Linked DNA regions of Homo sapiens: region 2 is linked to region 1. The links are chromatin contacts, found by Hi-C in ENCODE. All regions are on one chromosome and are shown on one strand. The core of a region is the stretch at or near the end of the contact, and the rest is flanking DNA. Distances in the headings are between cores, read along the strand shown.

Region 1 (7,438 bases), core at 1,739-4,238:
ATGTTCAGAAGGCAATAAAAGAAATGGCCAAGGCTGCAAGACAAAGAGGCCATTGGCCAAGGGCTGCCGCACCTTGGAGGAACCAAATACTGATCTGATCAGGCTGGCAGGAGCTAAAGAATGTAAAGACTAGGGCAGACTAGGCACCTTCTTATTAGGCTCCCAGGAGCCCATTGTCACATTAGAAGTTAAAAGCAGCAGGATTCTGCCATATCTGGATTCCAATTTCTCACTGATGGCTAAGCCACTAGATAGAGTTACAAAGGGGGGAAAGAAAAAGAACCCCTCCTCTAAGAAACTTAAACAGGAAAAAGAGCCATACCTTGTGAAAACTTGCTTATAGACTTTACAGAACTGCCTCATGCTGGAGGCTATCGGTACATGCTAGTGCTTGTTTGCACCTTTCCAGGGTAAGTTAAAGTTTTCCCCACCAGGACAGAAAAAGTACAAGAAGTGACTAAAGTATTGTTAAAAGACATTATCCCCAGGTTTAGACTGCCTCTAACTTTAAAGTCAGACAATAGGCCAGCATTTGTAGCTGAAATAGGGCAGGATTTAACAAGACTGTTAAAAATAAAATGGAAGTTACACACAGCCTATTGGCTGCAAAGTTCAAGAAAAAGTGGAGTGCATGAACTGGACACTCGAGCAGCTACTGAAAAAAATATTGCCAGGAAATTCATTTAAGATAAAATCAGGCTTTTGCCTATGGTCCTCCTTCAAGTCAGCTGCACCCTCACCAAACAAACTAGGTATTTACCCTATAAGATTTTGTTCGGTCGGCCACCCCCAAATCACAGGTCAAATTAAAGGTGACCTCCAAGAACTAAAGGAATTAACCTTAAGAAAGCAAATGCAGATTTTAGAAATAGCCATACAAAGTGTTTATAATTAAATACATAAAAATGCCTATAAGCCTGACACCCCTTTAAATCTAGTGACTCTGTTTAAGTTAAAAAGTAAAATCTAATTTTTCTAGGACCCATATAGGATGGGCCTTATACTGTAATCTTTTCCACTCCCACTGCTGTTAAAAGTTGCAGGTGTTGTGTCTTAGATCCATCACAGTCAGCTAACACTGGCAGCTCAGGACAAGTAGACCAGCCAGCAGGACACAGATCTTCCTACCCGGCTGATTCGGAGACGAGACCAAGCTGTTGCTGAGGACGACAGCCCTGCTCTGGTCACTCCGGAGGCTGACCAGTCTACACACGGCTGAAGCTTGAAGAAACAACAAGCCCGGCTCTAGTCACGCACTGGCAGCTGAATAGTCTACGCATGGCCGAAGCTTGAGGACTTGTCAAGCAAGTAAACGTAGTTAAAAATCTTAAGACTAATAGTTTTCCTGTAATACTGTTTTCCTATTGTTCTGTCACTGTATTCAATCTTTTTCCCAGGTAAGGACCTCTTTTGTCCTTGCTGGATACAAATATGCTGTATATTGTTTTGTTATTGTTACCCCCCATAACCATGCTAGAAGAAACACCTATATAAGGTGTCCCCATTGTACACATACTACTTAGTCAGGAAACCCAGACCCGTCCAGCCCAGCAACAATTCCGAGTCTTTAAGTCATTCTTTAAACACATAAACCAGAAGTTACAAGAGCCTCCTCCTTTAGCAAAACAAACAAACAACCTATTTGCTCAGCTGGCTGAAAACATTGCCAGCAGCCTAGACGTTTCTTCATGTTATGTTTATAAAAAGGCTAACATGAGAGACCAATGGCCTTGAGAAGCAAAAGATTTAATGCCTCAAGATTACTTTAACTCTTTCCCCAAGCAGATGCCAAGTTCAAGCATTTGGCTCTTAAAAACTCCTATTATTAAGAAATACTGTGTTGCTTGCTAGGAAAAAAGCTTTTAAGACCCAGTAAAAAAACTAACCTGCTTAGGACATGACAAAGTTGGCACATGTGCCTGTACTGGTTTAACACAGGTTTGATCCTAGGTCTTTATTTAAAAGATAGTTTCCAGCTATAAGAGAATTTAAAACCCTCACTGCAAGTGTATTACATAAAACACTATCACTCTGTCTCCCAAAGAGACTCAAAGTAAAAATAAAAGCGAGAACTCCCACTAATTTGTGAAAATTCTCAAAGGAAGGGATAAGGAGACCACTACTACTCCTGCTGCCCTCCTCCCTGCCACCTTGCCTAGTTCATAAGACAGGAGGAAAAGAGAGAAAGCAAAAAGTTAGAAAGAAACAAAAGTCAGATAAATAGCCAGACAACCTTGGCACCACCACGTGGCCCTAGGAGTTAAAAAAAATAATAATAATAACATCAACCCCCGACCTAAACTACTTGTGTTATCTGTAAATTCCAGACATTGTATGAAAAAAGCATTGCAAAACTTTCTGTTCTGTTAGCTGATTCATGTAGCCCCCAGTCACGTTTCCCATGCTTGCTCAATTTATCACGACCCTTTCACGTGGACCCTTAAAGTCGTAAGCCTTTAAACAGGCCAAGAATTTCTTTTTTGGGGAGCTCAGCTCTTAAGACGCAAGTCTGCCGATGCTCCCGGCCGAATAAACCTCTTTCTTCTTTAATCCGGTGTCTGAGGAGTTTTGTCTGTGGCTTGTCCTGCTACAGTAGGTGACAGATGACTTTCATCCCTCATGGGACAACGTTACATCATTCTTATGAAACAGCCATGGCTGCACTCAGACTTAGGAAGGCACTGGCTGTAATGCCAGCACTAAAAGCAAACCAGAACCCAAGTGGAGAAAAGTTAGCTTTCATAAGAGGACTCATCTTTTACGTTCACAAACTTAGGCTCCCTGACTTTTATCGGTAATCAGTACTGAGGACAATGCGTTCCACACCCGCTGGCTGGCTGATGTTTGATTCTGTAACTATACCACGCCCAGAATTCTCTCAAAAGGGAATAAAACACAGGTCAAATTCCTCACCCACACACTCCACAGTTCAACCCCTGCCAGGGAAACCAAAAGCAGGAAAGGATCTCCAGCGGCGCCATTCTCATTTCCGGTCCCAGCACCCCGCCTCCATGACGTCAACGCGCCGCGCCACCGGGCTGCGTCATCTCGGCGCGCCGCTGCCAGGGCTGTACACCTGCTGGCTGCCATGGCTGAGGTGGGCCGTACCGGGATCAGCTACCCAGGCGCGCTTCTCCCACAGGGCTTCTGGGCTGCGGTCGAAGTGTGGCTGGAGAGGCCGCAGGTGGCAAACAAACGGCTTTGCGGCGCCCGCCTGGAGGCCCGCTGGAGCGCCGCCCTGCCCTGCGCGGAGGCCCGCGGCCCCGGGACTAGCGCAGGCTCGGAGCAGAAGGAGCGGGGTCCGGGACCCGGCCAGGGTTCCCCCGGAGGGGGCCCGGGTCCCAGGTCGCTATCAGGACCCGAGCAGGGCACGGCATGTTGCGAACTTGAGGAGGCCCAGGGCCAGTGCCAGCAAGAGGAGGCACAGAGGGAAGCCGCCTCAGTGCCCCTGAGGGACTCCGGGCACCCCGGCCATGCTGAAGGAAGGGAGGGCGACTTCCCCGCCGCAGATCTGGATTCGCTTTGGGAGGATTTCTCCCAAAGTCTCGCCCGTGGCAATTCGGAGTTGCTGGCCTTCCTCACCAGCTCCGGGGCGGGATCGCAGCCAGAGGCGCAGCGTGAGCTCGACGTGGTTCTCAGAACCGTCATCCCGAAAACTAGCCCACATTGCCCCCTTACAACTCCCAGGAGGGAAATAGTCGTGCAAGGTAAGAGTGTTTTGATAGTGGACGGATATGATTAGATAAAAAAGCATTCATAGAACCTCGGGTCAATGAAAAAGTCCTAAGGGTACTAGTTCCTCTGCGATGTCCTAGGGAGGTTGTTAGGTGTTTCATAGTTTTTTGAGTGGGCGCATAGAAATGTGTGTCCTTAGTACAGAAGATGGGATAATTGATTGGGGTGGTGTCTGGAAGGCTTCAAAGAGACAGTGAAGGACTAGCTGGATATTGCGTAATACCTAGGAGTTTAGCAGGTAAAGCTGTAGGTGTAAAAGTGTTGGGGACCAGCCTCAACACCACCCGTAGGGTACTCAAAGTCCGGTGGCGACGAAGGAATGAGACGAGACAGGTTAAGAGTGCATAAAGATTGGGGGCCAGGGGGCCAATTGCAAAATGGAGGCTGCCAAAGCCTGGGAGCTCTGGTCTCCACACTATTGAGTACAATCACTTAGATCTAAGAAGCGGACGTTCGGGGCGAAAGGGTGAAAGGGAGACAGTGCATCATACATGTCATCTATAGCAGTGGCGGTTTAAATGAATCTCCTTTGTGCTCAAACAGCGTTATCTTTAACTTGTCGGAGAATAACCAGTGGGAGCGTGCTTAACTAGGAGCCTGCATGTCTGACCACATTGTAGTGATTCAAAGGAGTGTCTTTCTCCTTGAACACAGTGTTTATAGGTAAGACAGTAGGTCTCGCCCAGAGCATGGGAACATCATGACAATAAGAAGGCTTTCCTCCTCAGAGGCCTCTTGTGGCTTTCCACAACTTATTGTCTCATATTTTTATGGCCAGTTTATACAGGCATGCCATAAGCCTTTTCCCCAACATAAAGAGAGCTATTTATGCTGAGACAAATAACTGTGAAAGAGCATAGAGACTGGATGGATGGGAACCTACTAGTCCTCAGCGTTCGTTAAATCTCTGGCATTTATTTTTACTGCCCGTGACCTTGACACTTCAGCCTCAGCCACTCTTACCTGAAACTTTATTCAGCAGCATGTGTTTCGTATTGCCACTGTAACAAATTACTGCAAATTCATTGGTCAGTACAAAAAATTGATTGTCTCAGTTCTGTAGGTTAGGAATCCCCATTGGCTCTGCTGGTTTCTCCGCTGTGGGTCTCTCTCACGAGGCCAAAATCAAACAGCCTGCCGGCTGGGCTCTTATTTGGAGGTTCTGGGAAGGAATCTGTTCTCAGGCTCATTCAGTTCGTTGGTAGAATCCAATTTTTTATGTAGGACTGGGGTCCTTGTTCCCTTGCTGGCTGTCAGTTGCTGGAGGCTTCTTTCTGGTTCTTTCATGCAGCTTCCTACATCTCAGAGCCAGCAATGGGGTTGAATTCTTCTCATACTTGGAATCTCTCTGCCTTCCTCTCCTGCTGCTTCTCTCCTCCGCCTCCAGCCAGAGAAAATTCTCTGCTCTTCGTGGCCCATGGAGTTAGGCCGGGCTCACCTGGATAATCCAGAGTACTCTTCCTCTTGAGGTCTGTAACCATAATCATGTTTGCAAGTGCCCCTTTTGCCATATAATACAGTATATTCACGAGTCCTGGGTATTACGGCATGGACACTTTTGGGAGGCTCTTCTGCCTACCTCAGGCAGCAATTGCTGGGAGGTACATAGTCCCCTCTGATGGCTCCCAATACTGTCTGCCTCTGTGCCTTTGTAAGACTCTAGGTGTCCTCTCCTCCAGGGGGCCTCTCTGCCAGTCCAGTCTAGTTTAGGAGTTCTTCCAGCTCTTATCAACTGTGTTCTAATCTTAACCATTTTACGTTGTCCATCCACTGGACTGAGGATTGGAGAGGCAGTGCCCGTGAGGCCTTCATGTGTAGACTTCGCTGAACAGAGGGGTAGGACAGAATTTTTTCCTTTCTTCCTCTCAGGGAGGCAGTTTTCCCTCTCAACAAGGAGTACGTTTTCAGGATTGCTTTCTATATTCAGTTCCCGCCAGGAAGGCTCACCAGAGGACTTGTATCCTCCATGGAATATAGACAGCCTGGCTTTGAATTTTGGTCTTGCCAATTACAAGCTGTATGGCTGTGGGCAGGTTATAGAGCCTCTCTGTGCCTCAGTGTCTTCATTTGTAAAATAGGATAATAATAAAATATCTTGGAGTTGCTGGAAGAGTTAAATGGAATTAATACATTGTAAAGTGCTTAGAATAGTTCCTGGCACATGGTAAGTGCCTAATAAATGCTAGCTGCTGTTTGTGTGAAGTGGAGATGCTCTTGCAACTTTTGTATATTTCTTGGCCCTATTCTGGGTAAGATCACGAAGGTCTTAAGAGTAATGTGACTGTTCGAGACCAGCCTGGCCAACATGGTGAAACCCCGTCTCTACTAAAAATACAAAAAATTAGCCAGGCGTAGTGGCAGGTGCCTGTAATCCCAGCTACTCAGGAGACTGAGGCAGAAGAATGACGTGAACCCGGTGAGTGGAGGTTGCAGTGAACCAAGATTGTGCCACTGCATTCCAGCCTGGGCAGCAGACGGGGACTCAGTCTAAAAAAAAAAAAAAGGAATGTGACTAAGAAATCTTAACTGTTAGTAGCAGGTGACAGGATGACATAGTGGTTAAGAACTTGACTTCTTTAGTTAAAGAACAGAATTCAGTTTGAGGCTATGTGGATTTGAGACAGATTACTTAATCTGTTGAACGCCTGGTTTTCTCATCTAGAACAGAGGTTTCAGTCGGGGCAGTTTTGATCCTCAGAAGTTTGTCATTCAAACATCACATGTTCTCACTTATTTATGGGGTTTAAAAATCAAAACAATGGAACTCGTGGACATAGAGAGTGGAAGGATGGTTACCAGAGGGTGGGAAGGGGAGTGGAGGGTTGGGGGAGAGGTGGGATGGTTAAAGTGTACAAAAAAAATAGAATATGAATAACACCTAGTATATGATAGTCTAACAGGGGGATTATAATGAATAATAACTTAATTGTACTTTTTTTTTTTTTTTGAGAGTAGTCTCGCTCTGTGGCCCAGGCTAGAGTGCAGTGGTGTGATTTCAGCTCACTGCAACCTCCGCCTCCTGGGTTCGAGCGATTCTCCTAACTTAGCCTCCCAAGCAGCTGGGATTACAGGCATGTGCCACGACGCCCAGCTAATTTTTGTATTTTTCGTAGAGATGGGGTTTCACCATGTTGGCCAGACTGGTCTCCTACTCCTGACCTCACGTGATCCGCCTGCCTTGGCCTCCCAAAGTGCCGGGGTTACGGGCGTGAGCCACCTCTCCCGGCCACTATTGTACATTTTTAAATAACGAAAAGAGTGTAATTGGATTGTTTGTAACACAAAGGATAAATGTTTGAGGGGATGGATGCCCCATTCTCCATGATGTGATTAGTTCACATTGCATGCCTGGATCAAAACATTTCATGTACCCTGTAAATATATATACCTGCTATGTACCCACAAAAATGAAAAATTTAAAAATTTTAAAAATCGAAATTTATCATTGTGTAGCGACAACAGTGACAGCAGATTTGGGGTTGCCACACTGGGCAGGGAGGGAGAGGATGCTGCTGGCATCTAGTGGGTAGGGGCCAGGGCTTCTTATAAACATGCTACAGTGCACGGGACAACTCCCAACAATAAGGAGTTATCCAGCCACACATGCCAGTGACACTGAGGCTAAGAAACCCTGATCCAGAGGATGGTGAAAATAATACTGGATGATAAAGTTGTGAGCTTTATTTTACTTTATTTATTTTTT
Region 2 (7,438 bases), core at 1,539-4,038, 5.0 Mb after region 1:
TTTGACTTGGTAAATTTCTACTAACATTTTTTAACCATGCTACATTTACAAACACTGAAAAGACAGAAAAAAAAAGAATATTTTGCCTCAAAAAGCTCTTAAGAGACTATGTAATAAAAGAAAAAATATGAATCAGAAAAGGAAAGAAATAGAAACACGTGATACTGGAAGGAGGAGCTAAATTTCTCTTGGAGAAACTGTTAGTCATCATCTCAATACTCTATTGCATCTGTCAGTGTGTTGAAAAATGCTCAGAGTTAGATTGAGCAGGAAAAACAAATGCCAGGAAAAAAGAGCCAAGAGTTAAATCAGGATACAAGTAAGAATGAAAGAGAGGCTGAGTTCACAAAGAAAAGAACAATAAAGGAAAAAGAATGGGAATGTTGGTGGCTGCCAAGTATTTGAGAACTGAATAGGGTATGGAGAAAAAAATTCTTGATTTAAGAATAATGAAAGAAGGTTAGGTGTCAGATGTTTGTGTCTGGAAGTTCCTGTTAGAAAAAGCTGTTACAGTTTTAAAATAAGTTATTTAGTCAAGATAATGAAGATTAAGTCAGAGCACCATAAAAAATATTAACTGTTATCCTTTGAAGCAGAATGATAATACTAATTCAAAAACATGGAAGTGAAAAAATTATCCTGTCCTATACAAGAAAAAATTTTAAACAGAGATAAAAAACCATAATTATTCACACTAAATTAGCAACAAAGAGGAAACATGTATGATAGGCTAAATAAAAAACTCAGACGCAAAATTATGAACAAATTTCACTAAGTAATATATGTACAATAAATACTGTTAGAAAAATGAACAACAGTTTAAAGAATTATGATAGCATATAGGATAACCAGCAATTTTTGTGTCTTTTTACAAATGTATTGTTATGAGTTGTCATTATCATTTTAAATGGGAAATAAGATCAGTTATGAATTGAATACAGTAAAATTTAAGAGCCAAAACCTTAGACGGCCTTCAAAAGAAAATCTAAATGATGAGAAAACTATAAAAATCTAACAAACTTTTTATTGAATAAAGGTGTTAGAAACAATGATTTATTTATAGCAATTCATTCATTCGAAAAGTTTACTAAGTATACAAAAATTAATATACTTTATAAAGAAAAGTTACCCCAAGTTCCTTTCTTCCCCCAACGTTTAAAGGTAATCAGAGCATATTGTTTTCCTCAGCTTTAAAAATCTGTAACAAAGGATCCAAGAAGACAAGAAAGAAACAAAAAAATACTTCAAATTTTGCATATAAAATTTTACATCTTTCCCAGGTGACCTCGAAACTCAAATGTCAGAACCAAAGGCAGAAGCAGGTATCTGGGCAGTGCCAACTGTCAGGGAGGATGCAAAGAGAAGTCGTCACCAGAGAAACCAGGGTCCGAAATGCAACCAGCAACAGGGAAATGTGAAGCCTTAAACAGGAAATAAAAGCCTGGGTTTCTTTAGACTATGGTTGGGATAAGGAAGGGGAGTACAGGGGTGATAAACTTTAGCAATATTCCCAGAAAGTGTTGGCGCCTTTGACAGAAGCATGGGAAAGAAGGCATCCGGGTAGAGGCTCTTCACTATTTGCTGGTGGAGGGATCATAGACCCCTCTGAGATCTTATGGACCCTCTCCCCAGAGCACGTACCGGGCAGTATTTACTCCATTTCAGGAGTTCCACAGCCTTGGGGTAGGAGCCCCTGCCTAGGAGATAATAAGACTGACGCTGCCTGATATTCTCACGCCCGCATTCATTCATTCGAACAGGGGATCCCTTTTGTCACGCAAGCAGCTCTACCCTCAGCATCCTACCCGTAACAGGAGCTCCATAAACACTTGTTGACTGACTGCTTGTATCGAGTGCTGAGCTGGAAACAGAGGTGATGAACAGGTATGATATTAAAATAGCAACTAGAGTGTACTGAGTGGACACTGTGCTCTAAAGGTTTTATGTGTATTTTCACATTTAATATGTATTTTCACATTTCTCCCTTTGCGGCGGCCCTTTTCAATACCCATCTTACAGATGAAGCTTAAACTGATTAGCAATTTGCCCTCCAATGACCCGACGACTAAGTGGCAGAGCCCCAATTCTCACCCGGGGAATACTGATTCCAGAGCTACGCTCCTGGGAGCTCACGATGCAGTAGAAGCATCAGAAACGGTAAAGGGGGTGGGAGGGGAGGAGTAAGTGTGACCCAGACTACAAGTAAGAGGAGCTAAGATGCCTTGGCAAATCCCTGCCAGTCCTGAGAGGCGGGAAGCTGAAAGGCTGGCCCGAGTCTTGCAGGAGTTCGCAATCCAGGCGGGGAGTTAGGAAGTGACTCTTTTTTAAGGGGGAGCTGGACAGCTCTCGTCGGCCTTCACCAAGCGCCCACTTCGTGTCCGGCCTCAGGCCACACAACCAGAAGGGCCCGGGCCTAGAAGCCCGAGGGCTCGGGGTAACGAGGCGACGCCGGGCGGCGGGGAGGAGGCCGGGGACCGCCGGGGTTCCTGCAGGCCTGGGACGGCGGGCCTGCTCGAGGACTGACCTTCCCGGAGGCGCCGTCCCCCAGCACGACGATTTTCAGTTGCCGGTCCTGGCTCTCCTCCTCAGAGTCCGACATGGTGTCCCGGGAACCAGGCCCGCCCCTCGAGGTGGGGGGGGAAGGGAAGGATGAAGGCTCCGGGGGCGGGGGAGAGGAGGAAGGGAGGTAGTTGCGGCAGGACCCCCGCCCCGGTGTCTCCGCGCCGGCAGGAGGTATTCGAGGAGAATCACTCGGCAAGCGCCATCTTGCCCACCTCCCCGCCCTCTGCGCGCGGCCCCGCCCCCTACGCGCACGTCGGGCGCGCGCCCCCGCCTCAGAGCCAACCCGCGCCGACCGGCGGCCCCGCCTGACGAGCCGAACCACTCGCGGCCCTGGACTGGTGTGGGGGACATTCCGGCGGGAGAGGCGAGGCGCTGCGTTTCCCTTCAGGAGACAGTTGGCTAGAAGAAGAAAAGAAGTGTTCGTTCAAATTAAGGAGAGAAAACGGGAGCAGAGCAGCTTTCAGGCGTTCCATCAAATTCCCTTTTCTCCTTCCCTCTTGAGAAAGTCTCTGAAGGGAATGGTTCAGCCTGACGGGGTGGAGCAGTGACGCCCGGGCTACGCGCCAGGGTTGCCTGGCAGCCAGGAGTTCGAGGACCGGCGGCGGGGCGGGGCCTGTCTCCGGGCACCCGGGACGCCCGTAGCCTGGCGGAGAGCGCCAGAGAGGGCCCCTGAAAAACCGGACCAGGGAAGAGGGTACCTCGGGGCGGATGAGGGGACAGCTGCTAAGGGCCGAGGCTGCTGGGAAGCCTCAGTAGCGGCCGTGAATACAGTGGAGCTCCGGCGCTGCTTATTTCGGCCTAACTCTTGGTTTCCTCATCTGAACAACCCCAGGCTCCCATGGTTCGTTCATCAGACGCTACTGATCGCCAACCTCCTGGCACCCCATCTTTACCCTAAGGCAGCAGTTCTCATAAAGTGTGGTCTAGGGACCTCTGGAAATCCCGATGACCTCAGAACAATTTTCATAATAATACGGACACCTTGTCTGTCTTTCTCACGTTCCTTCTCTCACTAGTATACCGTTTCCTGGAGGATACGCTTTGTGTACGACGTCATCACTGGCAGCTAAGGGAGCTTGCGTTTGTTGTTTTTAAACATTTCTCAGTTTTCATTTCAATGCAGTAGTGATAGGTGTAACCCACATAAACATAAGCTCTTTGGAGGTCACAGTAATTCTTTAACATTATAGAGAGGCCCTGAGTCCAAAAAATTTAAGAACTGCTGCCCTGGATAATCTCAGTCCAGGAGCGTTAGGTAAACGGCATAAATGAAATTTACAATTTAGTGAGGTAAATTCAAAAATAATAATGCTGTCCTGCTATGGTTGTTTCATTGTTAATCACTTAAAATTTATTGTTACCTTTACTACTATTAGGAATTATGAAGTATAATTATCCCCATTTTGCAGATGAAGTATCTTAAGTTAACAAAATGCTTAGCCCAGAGGCAGTAGTCTTGGAGACCATATGGGCATTAGAACAGGAAAGCAGAACAGTGTAAAGAAATGCCCAGACCTAGAGGCATCACTGGAGTTTAATCTCATGTTTACTAGATATGTGTCCTCGAGCCTCAGTTAGTTCACCTGTAGAACAGACTACTGCCTTTGTGTAGGTTTGAAAATTAAATGAAATAATCGGCATAAAGTAGATAGCACAATGCCTGGTGTGTAGTAAGCACTCAATATTAACCAGTGTAACTATCACCCTCATCATCATCATAATTAGATGATGGTCCGTGTTGGAAGTGTCACTACTTTCTAGCCAATTTACCTTATACAAGTTTCTTATGTAGAGCCTCAGTCTCTTCATCTGCAGAGAGGGCTGGCCCACAATTATAGGTACCCAGTTAAGTATTAGTACCCAATTCTTTCCCCAATCCCGCACCACCATTGCCACCACCAATTTTCTATTCACCAGATTTATTCATAAGAATTAGAAGAAAGAGGATATGTACTTGTTAGTGAGAAGAATCTACTTCCAGTGAGGACAGACTTAACCACTTCTTGTCCATGAGGGCAGTTAAAATGCAAGAAAATTTCTTTTCCAGTCTTCCTTAGATAGCTATGTGATCCACCGGACTAATGAGACAGAAGACAGTGTCCTTTGGAAGACATTTGTAAAAGAACCCTCCCCCCACCATTTAAAAAAAAGGAAAAGAAAAAAGGAGAGTTACAGGGGAGTCCTCCTCCTCCCTTCCTTTGCTGTCATTATTAGGTAAGAACAGGATTTTTGGAACTACTACACTTTGTTCACTCTATCTTCTCGGTTTCTTGTTATGGGAAATAATAATATGGTACTTTGGCGATGAATTGTGTTACCTACAAACAAAAAAATTCCAACTGACATAACTACTTCGGCCAAAAACTAGATTTAGCTGAACTCATAGGCCTGATTTTCATATGTGGTTTTATATGAAGGGAAATCTAGAAGAAAGCTTCTCATTTTCCACTCATCAATTTCTGAGATGACTGCTTTGATTGAGAGACAACATTCATTTGGATATGGGTACATCAATAGGATAGTGTTATATAAAACAAAAAGTTGCACTATTTTAGGGATCATATTTTACACATATGGCAAGTTTCTGGGTTAAAAGTTAGAATTTAAAGACTTAGAGCCATTTTTATAAAGAAAAAGAAAAAAAAACTTTCTATGTGAGGAGGACCATTTTAGCATTGAGAGCTTCCAGTATGATACTCTGACATACTAAAGAAACATAGAGCTGATCCACCAAAAAGAATATATCTTTGTGGATTCTCATGTACAATGCTCTTAACAGGGTCAAAAATTAGAGGAATGGTCTTCAGTCATTTTAAAACTAATAGACAAAAGGTTTATAAGAATTCTAGACATTGTATAAAATATCTTTTATAGCATCTCTAACAGATAATTATTCAAACCTTATTTGAATACGTCCACATTCAAGGAGTTTCTTCCTTTATGAAGCAACCTGGCCTGTAGATGGATAGGCCTGGTTATTAAAATATTATCTCTGATGATGAGCCAAAGCTTATCACTATAAATTACAGCTAATGATAATAGGTATGTCTTTCTCAATAAAACGAAAACTCCCCATTCCACAGGAAGATGATCAAAGTGATTCATTAATACTTAGTGACTGCTAGACATGGTGGCTTATACCTGTGATCCCAGCACTTTGGGAGGCCGAGGCAGGAGGGTTACGTGAGCCCAGGAGTTCATGACCAGCCTGGGCAACATAGGGAGATCCTGTCTCTAAAAGAACTTTAAAAAACAAAAATTACCCAGCCAAGCATTGTGGTAGGCGCCTGTGGTCCCAGCTACTTGGAAGGCTGAGATAGGAAGATCACTTGAGCCTGGGAGGTCAAGGCTACAGTGAGCAGTGATCATGCCGCTGCACTCCAGCATGGATGACACAATGAGACCCTGTCTCCAAAAATAAACAAACAAACAAAACTTCATTAAATTTACAAATATTTAGTGACTGCCTACTGTGTACCAGGCATTCTTGTTCACAACTCCTCGAAACACTGAAAACACATAAGTGAAAAAAAACATACAAAAGCTCTGTTCCCATGGAATTTACATTCTGGTAGAGGGATATGTAGGCTGAATAATAGCCACATGAAGATATCAGGTCCTAATCCTTGGAAACTGTAAATGTTACCTTATTTGGAAAAGCATCTTTCAGGTGTGATTAAGTTAAGGATTTTGAGATGGGAAGATTATCCAGGATTATTTGGTGGGCCCTCAATGCAATCACATGTATCCTTATAAGAGAGAAGGCAATATAACCACAGAGACAGAGACTGGAATGATGCAGCCACTAGCCAACGAGTGCTGGCAGCCACTAGCAGCTGGAAGAGGCAAAAAACAAATTATCCTCAGGCTTCTGGAGGTAGCCCAGCCCTGCTGACACTTTGATTTCAGTGCAGTGACACTGATTTAGGACTTATGACCTCAAGATCTGTGAGAGAATACATTTATGTTCTTTTAAGTTACCAAGTTTATGGTAATTTTTTACAATAGCCATAGATAACTAATATAAGGATGAACACAGATATTTAGTAAATCATCAAGACAGTTTCATATTCTGGTACATTAAAAAGATAGTAAAACAGGTGACAGATGAAATAGAGTAAAAATATCTTAACATTATTATTCATCAATAATGAAGGTGGGAAAATGGTAAACGAATCAAGGAAGGAACTAATTTCAGAAACTACCAGTCTCTGACATCTTCTCAACAAATCCAATGTCATCCATCAGTTTTCATCTTTTTGCACTATTTCACAATTTTGAAGATGTAGATCCTAGGACTAATGTCTGAGTAAGGCTAAATACTGGCCATGCTTCCAGGTTGTACACTTGGTATTTCTGTATTTGTATAGTTCTGCTGAAAAACTAAGAAAAATACAGAACTAATCCCTAGAATTAATTGGTTTGTTAAACTCCTTGAGGACAAAATTTTAAAAAATAAGGCTTTCTTCCTAAAATTCTGTTCTCCCATGGGTTGTATGCACATCTACATAGATATACATGTGCATGTTGTATGTTTAACCACCATCTGAATCAAGACATAGAACAATTCAGAATCCCAGCAGACTCCCTCATGCCACCTCTCGGTTATTACCTCCTCAATGATTACTATTATGATCTCTAGTCCTGTACATTAGTTTTACCAGCTTGTAAACGTCATACAAATAGATTACAGGTAGTATGTTCTCTTTGGCATCTAGCTATTTTCACTCAATAGTATTCTATAAAGTCATCCATGTTGTTATGTGCATCAGAAGTGTATATTTTCTATTGCCATGTACTATTCCATTGTATGAATCCACTACAATTTATCCACTGTACTGTTGATGGACACACAGGTTGTTCCCAATTTGGGAAT

The links. Hi-C counts contacts between places; a loop is a spot of excess contacts on that map. Pooled maps may share reads with other maps.
Region 2: a map of CD8-positive, alpha-beta T cell shows a loop between it and region 1 (30-fold over the local background). The contact joins the promoter of RAB28 here to the promoter of ACOX3 in region 1. A Hi-C loop is called at or near these places in 2 of 168 maps with a recorded cell type or tissue (CD8-positive, alpha-beta T cell and naive thymus-derived CD4-positive, alpha-beta T cell) and 7 of 50 pooled maps.

Annotation. Positions count from the first base shown.
Region 1 is chr4:8,437,735-8,445,172 of GRCh38, forward strand. It overlaps ACOX3 (acyl-CoA oxidase 3, pristanoyl), which reads right to left and starts at 2,989. Exons shown (of 18, transcript NM_003501.3): 1 at 2,914-2,989. It overlaps TRMT44 (tRNA methyltransferase 44 homolog), which reads left to right and starts at 3,043. Exons shown (of 11, transcript NM_152544.3): 1 at 3,043-3,707. The coding sequence starts at 3,089. RefSeq lists enhancers at 2,877-3,116, 2,935-3,668 and silencers at 3,137-3,346, 3,397-3,456.
Region 2 is chr4:13,481,552-13,488,989 of GRCh38, forward strand. It overlaps RAB28 (RAB28, member RAS oncogene family), which reads right to left and starts at 2,789. Exons shown (of 7, transcript NM_001017979.3): 1 at 2,525-2,789. The coding sequence starts at 2,599. It overlaps LOC105374495 (a long non-coding RNA gene), which reads left to right and starts at 2,898. Exons shown (of 3, transcript XR_925413.1): 1 at 2,898-3,403; 2 at 4,610-4,776. RefSeq lists silencers at 2,321-2,940, 2,934-3,228, 3,191-3,250 and enhancers at 2,674-2,968, 2,764-3,671, 2,931-3,050.